Regions from separate parts of the Homo sapiens genome. Here region 2 is linked to region 1. The links are chromatin loops, found by intact Hi-C in ENCODE. Cell type or tissue: dorsolateral prefrontal cortex. All regions are shown on one strand. Each heading gives the region's core, and the rest is flanking DNA. Links, peaks and the distances in the headings are about the cores only.

Region 1 (7,535 bases), core at 1,731-5,730:
TCCTGGTTCCAGTTGCTTTCCCAGTGACACATGTCCACCTCCAGGCTCTTTTGGGGAGGTCTCCATAAATGATGGGGTTTTGGATGTTTACTGGGATGGCCCATTTATTTTAAGAAGTGCAAACAGTTCAATAGTGCTTCCTGGGTACCACACACAAAGTGCTTTCTTTTTTCCCATGTGTTATCTCATTCATTCCTCTCATCCACACCAACAGGTAGGTACAATTCTTAATAACATCCCCATTTTATGGAAGAGTAACTCATGTGTCGAGAAGTTAAATAATTTATTCCAGGTCCCAGCACTAGGAAGGGGCACAGCTGGGATTCCAACTACTGGCAGTCTGGCTCCAGAGTTTAAAATCTTAACCACACCCTGCCTCCTGGGAAGACAGAAATGCAAAGCATCTCATATGCAGAGCAGAATGTCAAATTCTACTTCTACAAAGGAAGTTCTGGAATGACTGAAGGCTCATGCCCGTCATCACAGTTACATCTCCTCTTTGCAAGTGCTCTGGTTCCTCGTCGGTGAGTGGGACCCTTGAAGCAGTTATTGATGCCAAAATGGAGAGATGCTAAAGTGACAATTCTGATTTCTAAGCCGATACCCAGTCAATGTTTTAAATAACATATCTGAGACAGAATCCAGTGACTCAGCAACTACTTGTGACGCATTCTAGTTACCATTGAACATTTGGTTCTCTCTAGACACTCTGCTGTCACCAAAACACTGCTATTTCATGCATGAAAACTTGCTTAGCAAAAATATTTTCAAGAAGAACAAGGACAGCTGTCAAAAATCATCATAACCTTTGCAATGTGAGGAATCATAAAATAAGCTGCTGGGTAATCTTTAAGTGTGAGATGGAAACCGGGTATAGCATTCAAAGCTCATAACACAGAATACTACCATGCACACATCCCATATATCGCTTTATGATGCTAATAAACCACACATGCCCATGTGGCTTCACATGAACTCTGCAACTACCACATGGGGCAGGTAAACGGCATTTTACTGGCATGTTCTCAGAAAAGGTGAAAGCATCAATCCATGGTTACTACCCTGTGGCAAAGGAGCTTTTAGACTGGTGTTCTCGCCTTTACAAGATGGGCAACATTCTTCATTTCCTGAGGTCTTGGTACAAGGAAGGTTTTATTCAGTAGTGTGGGTGTGTCTTACACATATTTGTAAGTATGTGTAAATATCAGAAAATGCATATGTAGATATCTGTACATATGTCTATATATATGCTTTCTGTGAATGATTTTCAGATATCTCTTTCTACAGCTATATATATATATATGTGTGTGTGTGTGTGTGTGTGTGTGTGTGTATGTGTGTGTATCTGGACTTTCTTTCTCCTATCAGCCATTATTCCATGAAAAAGAAATAAACTAATACAAAGTAGTAAAATAAAAATTTCTATACATATTAATAGATATATATGTCTTTATTCACTAAGAGGTATATACATCTTTCATTAATAAAGATATATCTATCATTAATAAAAATATATATTCATTAATAGATATATACATACCTATATTTATTCATGCAATTATTCTTCATATAAATATTAAGAAAAGGCTGGGTGTGGTGGCTCACGCCTGTAATCCCAGCACTTTGGGATGCTGAGGGGGGCAGATCACTTGAGGCTAGGAGAGTAAGACCAGTATGGCCAACATGGTGAAACCCTGTCTCTACTTAAAAATATAAAAATTAGCTAGGTAGGGTTGTGGGTGCCTGTAATCCCAGATACTCAGGAGGCTGAGGCAGGAGAATTGCTTGAACCTGGGAAGCAGAGGGAAGATTGCGCCACTACACTCCAGCCTGGATGACAGAGCTGCAGTGAGCCCAGATCCTGCCATTACACTCCAGCCTGGATGACGGAGTGAGACTCTGTCTCAAAATAATAATAATTAATCTTTATTCATGCAATTATTCTTACAGTTACTGGGTTTGAATGAGTGACCTGCGTGGCCTTGCTTAAATGACCACATCCTGGCCTGCTGTGTGGAAAGCAAAGGGATGGGGTTATGATTCCATCAGTACCTTTCAGTCTCACCTGCAGAATCCCTGAGTTTGAAGTATCAGGGATAACTGAGGTACAGGGGAAGGAACTGAGATTTCAGGCTCCACAACTTCAAGCAACTAAAACTCCATCTCTTGGGTTAAACTATAGGCTGCACTTCTGAGAAAGATTTCACTAGGAATTCTCCATCAAAGCAGACGTGAAAATCATTGATCCTGAAGGTTCCTTAGAGCTGTACACTTCTGCCATTGAATTAACTTAATGTTTAAATGTATTGTAATCTTATAAAGAATGGCATCTTCTTATCTATACATCTGAGCAAAACACAGGCAAGCACAATATTGCTGCTTTAATGGAGATATATAATTGTCTAGAAGTCATGTATACTGGGCTGTGATTTATATATCAATGCAAGACTTTGACAAGAGCTGTTGCCTTACTTAGATTAATTTCAGTTAACTGTCAGTATTCAACAATAGTTAAATTCCATTTAGCAGAATTCTAACCTTCAGACTTCATTTTATCAGAATCAATGAGGTTTTACTTAATGTCTTATTTCAGAAGAACATGCTATTCTTTTAAGAAAAATTTTGAATTTGGCTTTACTAATTTTCTCTATAAATATTTTCAACATAGGAAAAAGGTTAAGGATATGAAAAAGGTTAATTTACTATTATTGTAGATTTGTAGCTGCGATAATTTAGAATTATGAATTAATACTTAAATATAAATTTTTAGATACATAACATTAAAGAGATGTCAAATATTACAGTGATTAAAAAATCTTTTTATTAAAAAATGGTAGAATTTGGGTATAAGGAAAATTATTGAAATTTAAAGGACTGTTAATTCAATATCTATCCCTCAGGAACAAAAGATCTATTTGTGGTCCTTAAGAATATAGTAGTTGTCACAATATCCTGATTAGCAGGTTTCTAAACCTTCTAGTGAATAATTATTACAATCACTGCTAATAGATTAAGTGAACTTCATGAACATTTTCTCACTCTGATGATAGGGTCAATTTGTTGTTATATAATCAAACATGATGGACCTTTTGGTCTCACATGGCCAAAGAGAAGGACAATTTTCATTGGTAACAGACATTTTTTGAAGTTCAGTTTTACCAATCACTTACTGCATTCGTCTGTTTACAAAAAAAGAGAGTGATTTCTCATCTGTAAATACCTATTATAATATGGCTCAAGTACCAAACGTGTGTGAGTGGTATTTGAAAGAAAAAAAAATTTGAAATAAAATAAATACAAATAATTTTCAAAGAGGTGCTGCCACCTTTTGGTTGAACTCCCCTGAAGCATTCGCTCATTTCTGAAAATTTGCAATAAAAATGAGAAATGCTTGATGAAAGGACTGTGAAAATATGAGAATAATAAGCAATTCCATTATGTCAGTATTTCTTATTTGGATGGCTCCCAATACTTCTGATAGGTTTCAGAAAAGAATAATTGATATGAAGTGGTTTTTCCAAATGTTAGTATGGCAGTAGAAAGATCCACTTCAGAAATGGAGAAATGTTCCATGCTTTATTGAGGTCAGCCATATTAATGCTATGCCTCTGATACCAATTGAGTCAATAAAAAAGTAATTTTTATTGTATTGAACAAAAGACCACGAAAGATCACTTATACTTTCTGTTCTCAGTATTCCATTCAGACTCAAATCTTTCATTTCATCATTAATTATTTCTCATATCTGTGAATATCCTTTCACCAATGCCATTCTCTAGATATAGGAGGGGTCAACTTTCTCCTCACTGCTTGACTTACAAGTTCTTTAAAATTGCTTTCCTTCCTAAGGAATCAATTTGCCTTAGTGTTTAAAGAGCAGAAGCCCCTTACGAAATCATTTTGCCACAGTGTGGCTACTTTAGTTGTCATCTGATAAATAATTACACTAAGAGTGTGCTTCATGATTTTTAACAACTGTATTTAACTGACTCTGACTTGAAATTGGAAGTCTTTTTTCAGTCAAATGGTCACCTTTATTAATTATCGAAATATGTGGAATGAATAGAAAGATTAGTAATCATTTACTAAATGCCAAATACTTCACTTTAAAACCTCATCTTGAGGAATATTTAGTAGCATTGCTGATATTTACAGTATTTCTTCTATCCCCTTTAAAATAATTATTTATTCAAATTAATAACCTAAAAACCAAAAACTTGCAGTTTCCAAAATGCACCTGTAGCCTAAAAGAATCAAAGCTAACTATGTGAGCCACAGGCTAATTCTAAAGGACTCAAGTCAACTGAGATTTAATCCAGTTTTTGTACTGGCGTCAACCTTGAACTGCCCTTGAGTCCAGATACAAGCTGAGACCATCACTTCCCCTTGAGATCTGCATATGGGGACTTTGGACTCTTGGCTTATTCTGGGCATCTTCACATTCCAGGAGGCAGTGCAGGGCTTCCATCAACGACTCTTCTTTCTCTTGAACTTCTGCATTCCCACCACTCCCTCTCTCCTGCCTCTGGCAGAACAAGGCTTGAAGTTCAGCTCTTAAGTGACTTTTGCAACAGAAAATCACCGAAGTTCTGACTCCAGCAGCTCTTGCTGACATCTGAGGAGGGTGAGGACACCTAGGCCCAATTTCCCAGCTCCTCTCTGCTCCCACTCCCCCCAGTGACTTCTTCACAACCCCTCAACCCAGTGGCCCGAAAGATGCTTCTCCCACAAGAGGACCTGTGTATCTGGCAGTACCTCAAGTCATTGCTATGATGTTGTTATAATTCTTCTCCTTTCCTCACCCCATGCTGTCTCAGGTCTTTTCCATATTTTCTCACTTGATATCCTTTAACATGCTTATTCTGAATCGGGCTACACTAAATACAAGTGAACACAATCCCCCCATTACCTTCCCTTTTGTCTCTCCTTACCTGGATAAAATAGCACCATGAATACTCTGCCAAGGGTATTTCTAAAGTGCATTCATCTATTGCTGTTGTAAGGCATGAACAAACAGTAGAACCCATTGAAAGCCTGTGTCTTGACCTCAGAACAGTCAGGAATGAGTGGTTTCAGGTGCACCAGGCCAGGGCTGGAACCTCACTGCCTGTCAGCACATGCTGTGCAGCTCTGCTACCATTCAGAACTGTCACACTGAGAACATGTTTGGCTTCCATCCTAAAGATCATTTAGGTCATCAATGTTTTATTGTAAGATTTCTTCACAGGACTAGTCCAATTAGAGCTGCTCTTTATGCACATGACGCAGAAAATAGGGGTGTCCAGGGCAGCAGCACTGGTTATATTGCATTCCATCAGAAAATGCACTTGGGGCTGTGGAGTCCCCCTCCACCCTAAGGTAGGAGTGTGTATGAAATATTACACATGTACATGGTGAAGTTGGGAAGGTTCTACATAATCAGGGAGGCAAAGAATCCCTCATTACTGTCAGTAAAAGGAATTTGCCACAAATTTGGCAAATTTTGCATCTACTTGCATCTATTGATGCATTATATTCCTAAAGCCCTACACTCAGTCAGTTGTTTTGAATTCCAAATTCATTTTCCCATAGAAACAGTGGTATATGTTAGTTCCAAGTTCTGCTTATAAGGTTCTTCAACATCAAAGAACACTATTTGGATTACACTAGCCATAAAGCAGGACTGGTGACATGGTGTGAGAGTGGGACTGGGCCCCACACCTGGGAGAAGAAAGAGAGCCAGCCCCTCCTGAGTTCCTGAGTTTTGACTGCCTGATATCGGCATATTACTGGGCTAGGTATTGTGCATCCATTATCTCCTCAAAAATTTGGTCATAGTTAGGGAGTACAGGGTTAGTAAACAGAAGCTCAGAAAAGCCAGGTCCCTTGATGAAGGAAGAATGAAGGTCTGACCAACCACTAGAGCTGGGGCTCAGACTCATGTGGTCTGTCTGTGTGTCTCTAAAGTGAGAAATTCATTCCATTTGAACAGAGGAAGTTCTTCCTCCAGGGTTCTAATCATATTGATTCACTCATGTGACTACTTTTTTTTTTTAATACCATACCAGGTATTTCCAATATCAATGGAAACAAAGATGTCACTTCTGAGTCAATAATATTTGAGGTCTAATGTGAAAGGTGGATGTAATCTACCCACATAAAGAACGATGCAAATAGAAATTATGATGGGTGCTGCAGGAAGGAGTAGGGAGCTGTGAGCACAGAGGGGGCTATGTTAGATTAGGTGGTCATGAAGACCACTTTGAGAGTGGCACTTCAGCTAAGACAGGAATGATATGTTGACATCCATGAGGCAAAGAATGATGTGCGGGGGGGTGGGGGGGGGCAATATGTGCAAAGGCCCTGAGGCACAAAAGAACATGAGGCCTTTTAAAGTACTGAAATATCTGCTGGGGATACTATAAGGGAGTGGAGAGAGGAGAATTAATAGACACAGGCAAAGGTGAAATAAGAGGCTTATTTTCTAGACATTGACTTGTGTGTGTGAATCATCCACGAATCTAGTGTGTATAAGTCAGAAATTACTCATAAATTGGGCAAGAAAAATTAAGAAGATAATTATATGATGTAGGGAAATGGTTTTGTGATGAACTGTACTATCATTTAGCAAATCTGTACTCCTCCCCACCCCACTGCCATGGAATAGGCTTTGTGTCCCACTGACTATGGACTTTGCCAGGTAATGTGATTCAGCCAATGGGATGTGAGAGGATGTGACATGAGGCATCAGATTTTCTAGCCAGGCAGCACATGCTCCTTTACCCTGGGCCCAGAACAACTGCACATCAAAGGGGCCTGAACCCTGTCTGCAAAGTAGAGTCAAACCCAGTGAATGAAGTGCCTGAAATCAGGACTCCCCAGCCAAGAACTGGCAAATTGGAGGTCAGGCACAATGTGCATGATTGTGAGTGTGCAAATAAGTGCCTGGCATTCAAGGCCCCTGAGTTTTGGGGTGGTTTGTTGCCCAATTTTACTGCCACAATAACAGACTAAAGAAAAATTTTAACATTAAAACTAGCCATCACTCTCCCCCACCCCCTCAAACACACATACACATATGCATTTGCAAACAAGCACACACACATATCAACTCTGCCCAGCTCATCACCAAGTTCGACAAAACAACAGGAAAATGATGATTAGGAGTCAGTGCAGCATGGGAACCTTGATCATGAACTCTAACACTACTAAAAGATGGCTTGTTAGGCCATGACCTTTTAATTGAATGAAAACCAGGCTGCTAATACCAATGACACCACTCTAGACTTCCTCATAAAACAATTATTCAGAATATTTTCAATGTTCTGCAAAATTATTTCACTTACAACAATGTAGGGTACAAGCAAAACATGATGGCAAAAAAGACCTTCATTAACTAGCTGCCATATCCATGAGCTCAGTTTTCAGCTTATGGATGCTCCCATCTTTTCTAGCAGCTTCCCTTCCATACAGCCAATAAAATGCTGGCAGTTAAAGCTGCTGCTTTGGCCCTTCGCGTATAGCTAGATAATTTTTATATTGCAAAAATGCTTCCC
Region 2 (7,535 bases), core at 1,425-5,424, 640 kb before region 1:
CTGTCCCCACCCAGTTCTTAGCTCAGCTTCTGCAGATTCAGCCATGACTTTGTCTAGTTCCTAGTTTGGGCTGCCCACATAGTCCCTGGCCTTACATCATGGTCACCTCCCTACCAGGCACACCAGCCCTCAATTCTCAGCTCCCTTTGGCATTCGAATCCAACGTTTGGGGACTTCTGGGTTTCCACATCCTGCAGGAGTGAGGGTGTTGGGAGGATGGGTCCTCTCGGCATCCTGTCTGCCTGAATCATCTCTGCTCCCATTTCTGCATTATAGGAACCAACTGTGATGGTTAATTTTATGTGGCAACTTGATTGGGCCAAGGGACGTCCAGATATCTCACCAAACATTCTTTCTCCACAGTCTGTGAGGGTGTTTCCGGAAGAGATTAGCATCTGAATTGGTGGACTGAGTCAAGCAGATGGCCCTCTCCAATGTGGGTGCAGGCCACCCAATCTGTTGCAGGCCTGAGTAGAATAAAAAGGTAGAGGAAGGGAGGGTTCTTTCTCTGTGTCTTCTTCTGACTGCTTGAACTGGGACTTTGATCTTCCATCCTCAGCACTCGTGGTTCTCAGCCTTCAGACTTGAAATGGAAATCACAGCACCAGCTCTGCGCTTCTCAGGCCTTGACCTATACCATTGACTCCTGGGTCTCTAGCTGTAGGTGGCATATAATGGGACTTCTCAGTCTCCACGATTGAATGAGTCAATACTGTATTATCTATCTATCTATCTATCTATCTATCTATCTATCTATCTATCTATCTATCTATCTATCTATCTGTCAGTCATCTCTGTGTGTGTATATCCCCTATCTGTTTCTCTGGAGGGCCTGCCTAATATAATACACCACCATATGTGGCTCAGGAGGCAGCTTCCTCCTGGATATTCAGGAAAATCAGTTCTGCTCTTGGACCCTCAAGCCCTCAAACCTGCTGGGTGTGATCTCAAGGGAGGGTGCAGGCCTCCCCCTCCTCTCACCTTGCTTGCTTCCCTCCTGTGAGATCTGCAGCTCCCACCCAGGAGGGCTATTGTCCTCACCATGTGCCGTGGTTTGTTGAGCTCTTTGCTCTGGGACCCTCCTGGCTGGCTCTTGATGTTTCTTGAAATACAACAAAAGATCTTTTTCCTCTCACCTGTCTGGATTTTATAAATGAAAATCATGGTCTTTAAGACCATGCCTCCAAGACCAATTAAGACCATGTCTCAATTGCCAGAAATTCACTCCAAAGGTCCAAGTTCCAGAGTTTAAATACATGTACTGGCTTCCTCATTGGGTCAGCTCTTCCCTGCTGCCACAGGCCTCAGACTTGCGGTTTTGCTTTAGTGGAGGAAGCACTGCAGGGCAGAGACAAGGAAAAGAGTTCCAGAGAAGGAAAGCCACTTGGTACTATTTCACAACAGGATCTGGCTCAGTGAGCCACAGCTACTCCTCCAACCACAGAAGCGCCTCCAGTCTTGCTCCCCATGTGGGATGGCCATTGCTGTGGGGTTTGCAGGTTGCTTGACACCTTTGTGGAGCCAAACTCCACCAGCGCTACTGAGAAGTGCAGCTAGTAGAAGGAACTGTCCCTTCCAGCTTAACTATCCTTTTTTTAAGGCCAGTTGGCCCCAGGTGGTCATTGTTCTTTTAGCCTCTGAAAGTTGGCCTCAGTGTTTTATTTCAGTAGCTTCTTGTCAATAAACCAACACTGAGTTCCCTGCAGTGTTGGCCTAGGCTGTGGTGGCCCCTGTGGGACTCCTAACTCATCCTCAGTGCTGTGAGTTGAATGGTCTGCCATAAAGATGTGTTGAAATTCTAGCCCCTGGTGGCAGTGAATGTGACCTTGTTTGGAAACGGTCTTTGCAGATGTGATTAGTTAAGGATCAAGATGAGATCTTGCTGGATTAGGGTGTTGCCTGAACTTAATGACTGGTGTCCTTATAAAAAAAGGAGAGGACACACAGAGACCCAGACTCACAGGGAGAAAGCCACACAATGATGGAGGCAGAGCTGGCAGTGAGGCATCTACCGGCCAAGGGACACCAGGGACTGCTGGGAGCTGCCAGGAGCTGGAAGAAGCAGGGAGGATCCTTCCCTGGGGACTTTGGAGGAGTGTGGCTCTGCTGACACTTTGACTTTGGACTTCTGACCTCCAGAACTAACAGAGAATAGGTTTCTCTTGTTTTAAACAGAAATGTTTGCTTCTTTAGTGCGACTTTGTTCCAGCAGCCCTAGGAAACACTCAGGAACCTCAATCATGACCCATTTCTCTGCACTCAGTCCTAGGTTCAGACACTCTAAAGGCTTGAGACATTGCAGGGATCCAGAGGCTGCTAAATAGAGAGTGGACCCCTCCTAGGTCCCCTTTCCTGGGCTGGTGTCCCCAGCTGTTGTGAGTCTGGGCTGCTGACAGCTCAGACGGCTGTCCTCTTTAAGAAGTTTCCCCTGTGGAACAAGAGCTGCCTCACCCAGGAGGCTTCACAGCACCCCTAGTGGGGTGGGCAGCCCACAGTCAATGACTGGTTGGCATGGGACAAAGGCTGCTCTCCTTGTGCAAATGGGGTGCAGTTCCTTGTTCCTGAGCTCTCTGTGGGGTCAGGCTGAGGGTCCTGGCTACCCCCTCCCTTCCAGTGGGTACAGTGCTCCATCCTCTCTGTGCCTCCGAGGCCTGGCTCAGGTTTGGCCTCTAGCGAAGCTGACCTATCACCATCAGATTGGAACTCCCTGAGGGTAGGGCCTATGTGCTTAGTGGCCCTCTCCTTTGCTGGGTAAGGTGTGGCCTAAGGCAGGGATTCTTAATCTTTAATGTGCATGTGGAGAGCTTATTTAAACGCCTCTTCCTGGGCCTAACTCCAGAAGAGTCTGGTCCCGAGAACTGGCATTTCTAATCAGCTCCCAGGTGCTGCTGCTGCATTTTGAGACTTACTGGCCTAAGCTCTGTGGATTAATGGGATCTTGTCGGGTCGGGGCAGGCCTGGTGACCGAGAGGACAAGCACACCAGAGGTCCACAGACATTTGTTTGCATGTGGGATTTTTGAGGCTGGGCAGAGAATGTAAGGAGTGTGTGTGCAGGGTTGGGAGTTGGTAGGAGATGAAGAATCTGTTGTGGTGTTTTCAAAGGTGGATTCCTGGGCCCAGTCCCCTGGCCTGTGTCTAAGCTCTTAGGAGTGAACAGTTGTGGGTAGAAGCCTAAGGAATTGTTTATCTCGAGATCTTTTTGAGATGGAGGGGTCCCAAAAGCCATTCCATTAGGCAGAAGAGGCAAAGCTTGACTAAGAGAAGAAAATTCTCACATGTGTGTGCCTGCACCTGTCACTGCATGTATGTGTGCGCCTGCACCTGTCACTGCATGTATGTGTGCATATGCAGTCATGTACATATGTGTGCCTGCATACATGCACCAGAGCACGTGCATGTGTGGCCCCAGGCTTGCTGAGTGCTTTCTGCTTTACTTGGGCAAGGCAGAGCCACCACCAGCTGCAGTGGCTTCCCACACAAAAGCTGAGATAGCCCCACCCTGACACACACATGTGAGTCGTCTCTATTTGAATTCTTCCCTCTGTTGTGCAGCAATCTATTTTTGTATGAGAGCCCTAGACTCATTTGTGGTTCCCGAAAATTTGGGGTTTGCTGTTTCCAGCCTTCCTCTCCTGCAGCGCAGCCGCTGTGCCTGTGTTTCATCTCCCTCTGCCTTTGCCCTGCCGATGACACAGAGGGAAGCTTAGAATTCTCCCTGCTTTGTGGTTCTATTCACCTCTGTGATCAGTTGTTTTGTGGCTATAGTTACTCTACTTTGCAGAAAGGGGATTTGAATTCTTTGGATTCTTTGTTCACAAACAAACCAGTGCCAGAGCCACTGCCTCTTCGCCGCCTGCAAAGTGCGCTGCGCTGCCTGCCAGCAGGGGGCGGGGGTCCATCCTCGTTTCTATCAGATTCCCGGACACGCTGCAAGCTCCGGGGTCCGTCCCTGTGTGTGCCTTCCTCTTTTGTACAAGTTACAAAGGAGGGGCTTAGGTTCAGGGTCGACTTAATCGCATTCCTGTCCCTGGCACATCCCCATTAGCCCTCTGAGATGCTGCTACCGCTACCTTTTCTGTAGTTTTGTCCTTCCTTGCAGCCCCCTCTCCATGTCCCCATCCTCCATTGGTACCTACTCGAACATATTCAACAAGTGTTTGTACCTGCGGGAGATGGGAATGGAGCCCCACCTGGACCCCCTTGCCAGGTGGTGAACCTGACACTCTGCAGCCCTGAGCGTTGGCTGCAGACAGCTCACAGCTGCGGGGGCTGGGGATGGTGACGGCCGCTCTTGCTGAAGGGAGCTGCCAGGCTGAGACTTTGCACACCGCTGGGTGCGGGGGAGTCCCCAAGCCAGTGCTTGTCTGATAGAGGGGACAAAAGGCCAGTCCCCTTACCTCAAGGCGAAGTCCAAGCTGGGATGCGTCAGAGCTCCAGGGGATCTTTCTAGACTTTCTCCAAACCCTTGTTCTCGCTGAGCTGCAGCCTCGCACTATTCTGGGTCCCTCCCTTACCTCCGTTCTCCTGGAAGCTTCCCTTAGCGCATCACACACACCCAAATCCCATCTCAGACTGTGTCTCTGGGGACTTGCATGAAGATGGGATCTGTGTAGAATGTGTAGACTTGTGTGTGTGCACTTGTGCCCGTGTGTGCTTAACACAGCCCCCCATGGACTGTGGATGCCTACTGGAATGATATCCTGGGCACCCACACTCTTCCCTTAAGCACCGTCTGTCTGGGCTCTATCCCTGGCACGATCCATTCATCCAGCCCGCTGCCTCTTCCTACCCATATGTATTCCAGAGGGTGCTACCACATCCTATGCAGCCACTTCTCTAGTGACGACCACTTAGGTGGCCTCTTCCTCTACATCCTCAATGGGCATCCTTGTGCATGGACCCTTGGACTCATGTCTCAGAATCTCCACATGGCCCCTGGGAGTGGGTCTGAGTGATGGGTGTGTGCAAACTTAGCTTCCCAGAGTCCTGCAGATTGCTTCCCAGGGTGCACTCATAGCCCAACAACAGCACACAAGTGTCCAGTTCCCCCACATCCTCTCCTGCGGCAGGGAGGGGCCTGCCTTCCCCTGTGTGCTGTTCTGATGTTAATTTTTCGTTCTGATATTTTTCTGTTCATTGCTAGTGACTTTTAGCATCTCTGCATGTTGGGTGTTGGCACTTCCCCTTTTGCAAACCATCTACTAACTTTTTGTAAAAGATTTATTAATTTTAGATGCTCTGTTTATTCTAGACGTGAATCCCTCGTTTTATACAATGGAAATATCTTCTCTAAGCAGGCTGTCTCTTTCCTTGTTGTTGGCATCCTCTTTCAGCAGAAATCCTTCAGAGTTGCTGCCTTATGCTCTCATCGTTGTATGGAGGTTCTGATAAGACAGCTCATTTCTATTTCACCTGTCTTTTGCTGCAGTCCTCCAGCCAGGACTCAGGTATGAGTCCACAGGGGGCTGTGTTAAAGGACACCGAATTACAGAGACCATCTTCACACAAAATCATGCTTCCCTTTCGTCCTGACCCATAAACCCTACTTTTGCTCCCTGGCCTCTCTTCTGTGAGTGGGAGTGCTTTTTCTAGAGCTTTTCCATTTTTCAGGCAGAGAGACCCCAGATGGGCCATCTCACTAAACCCTGGAGGTGCCGAGACTCACTTGAGCCGCACAGAAAACACATGTCAGCATGCCACGCGCATCCCCTGCCGTAGTGTAAGCAACAGGAGTCTAATTCCTCCATAGCCTCTCTGGAGAGGAACTTTTCATCTTTGTGCGTCTCAATAGGTCCCCAGTCATGCATTGCTGCTCTTATAGCGAGCAAACAATATTCCAGAAAATGCCCAGATGCATACACAGTGCCGAGTAGCACAAGAAGGAAAGTTTTATTTAGTGGGGTCCTCTGGGGACACCTGGTGGGCTCTCTCTGAGGGTTGGATGCATGGGTAGTTGACTCTTTGAGGAAGAGAATTGAGGGGCTGGCCGTGGTTTCCCACATGAATGACTATGAGGGGTCTGCAGACTGGGATCCCAGGGTGGTGGGCACGGACAGCGGGGCTGGCATTGCTGGCAAGACTGGCTCCCAGCCTGACAATTGCCTAGGCCTGGCTTCAGCAAGCTGCTTCTGCAAAGGGCCAGAGAGTAAATATTTTGGGTTTTGCTGGCCATATGGTCTCTGCTGCAGCTATCCAACTCTGCCAATGTAGTATACAAGCAGGAATGGGCACTGTGTGAATGAATGAACGTGCTGGGTTTCAATAAAGCTTTATTTACAAAAACAGGCCAGATTTGATCTGTGGGTCACTGTTGGCTAACTGCCAGCCTATGCTGTTGCATGTGCCTTTAGTGGAGCCGTGAGCTGATATTTTCACAAGGTTCCAAAGTTTCACGGTTGCTTTGGATTGGCTTGAATAAGGCTAAAATCACCAAAACTAAGATGTAGCGGATTTCTGATAATGTTTTCACTATACTAATTATATCTGATATATAATGGAGTGCCCAGGGCAAGATTTAAAATGGGGAGTTGTATGGGCAGCTCACCAGGATGAAAGCAGTTTGTGTTTAAGCTTGCTCTGACCCACGGCCCCAGGGCCGGCTCTACCGCCACCAACTCAAATAAGACTTTTATTACGGGTTAGTCAGAGCACGTAGAACAAATCCGCATTATCTTCAGTGCCCTGAATCAACACCAGTGTAAATGAGTTAGAGGAATGTCCTGGAGCCGAGGTCAGCGACTTTTGGCCCATAGGTCGAATGCAGAACACTGCCTGTTTTTGTGAGTAAAGTTGTGTTGGAACACAGCTATTTTAGTCCACTCGTGTGTGCTGCAAGAACAAAATAACGGGGACTAGGTAATGTATAAAGAATAGAAATGTATTTCTCACCGTTCTGGAGGCTGGGGAGTCCAAGATGAACGTGCCTGCATCTGGTGTCTGGTGATGGACTTCTCGTTGAGTGTCCCGTGTTGCAAGGTGGAAGGGCAAGAGGAACAAAGGCCGTGTCCTCACCCGGCTCCCCTTGCAGAAGTGTAAGCTGGCCAAATGCTGCCGGAAGCTTCTTTTATGAGGGTCTTAATCCCACCTAAGGGGGAGGAGCCCCCATAGCCTAATCATCTCTTAAAGGCCTCACCTCTGAATTCCTTCACATTGGCAACACCTGAATTTTGGAGGAGACACGTTTGAATCGTAGCAACCACTGTGGCCAGTCATTTGCACGTTGCCTATGACTGCCCTTGCAGGAGAATCTCAGAGCTGAGCAATTGCAGCAGAGACTGTAAGGCCCTTGAAACCTAAAATGTTTGCTGCCTGGCCCTCTACAGAAACATTGGATGATCCCTGCACTAGAGCCCCAAAGGGGAAAAGAATTATTAAGATCTGCTGTCTCTCCTTTCTGATAGTGTGGTGTAGATTTAGCTGTGACTGAGAATCTGAAATAACAGTGACTGGTACTGCCCCTGCTGCACTCAGCACTGTCTGTGGTGAACACCCTCTGTGCCTCTCATTTTGCTGCCACCACTGTGGGGCTGCCAC

What was found. A loop is a pair of places that touch in the nucleus more often than their neighbours do. Peaks named below come from ENCODE experiments on the same cell type or tissue, not always from the same donor. Only the 100,000 strongest peaks of a DNase experiment are listed, where the experiment ranks them.
Region 2: a loop joins it to region 1, with 3 times the contacts of the local background. A loop is called at or near these places in 6 of 110 quality-filtered maps.

What each region holds. Positions count from the first base shown.
Region 1 is chr5:11,491,204-11,498,738 of GRCh38, forward strand. The region is part of intron 3 of CTNND2 (catenin delta 2); the gene reads right to left. Among named protein-coding and RNA genes, the nearest start is that of CTNND2, 410 kb to the right of the region's middle. In dorsolateral prefrontal cortex, for the core only: CTCF peaks have their summits at 3,323 (motif pointing left) and 3,524; no DNase peak of the experiment used is centred there; H3K27ac peaks cover 1,417 bases.
Region 2 is chr5:10,853,331-10,860,865 of GRCh38, forward strand. No RefSeq gene overlaps it. Among named protein-coding and RNA genes, the nearest start is that of CTD-2154B17.1, 70 kb to the left of the region's middle. In dorsolateral prefrontal cortex, for the core only: CTCF peaks have their summits at 3,866 (motif pointing right) and 4,069; DNase peaks (open chromatin) are centred at 3,901 and 4,302; H3K4me3 peaks cover 1,097 bases; H3K27ac peaks cover 1,124 bases.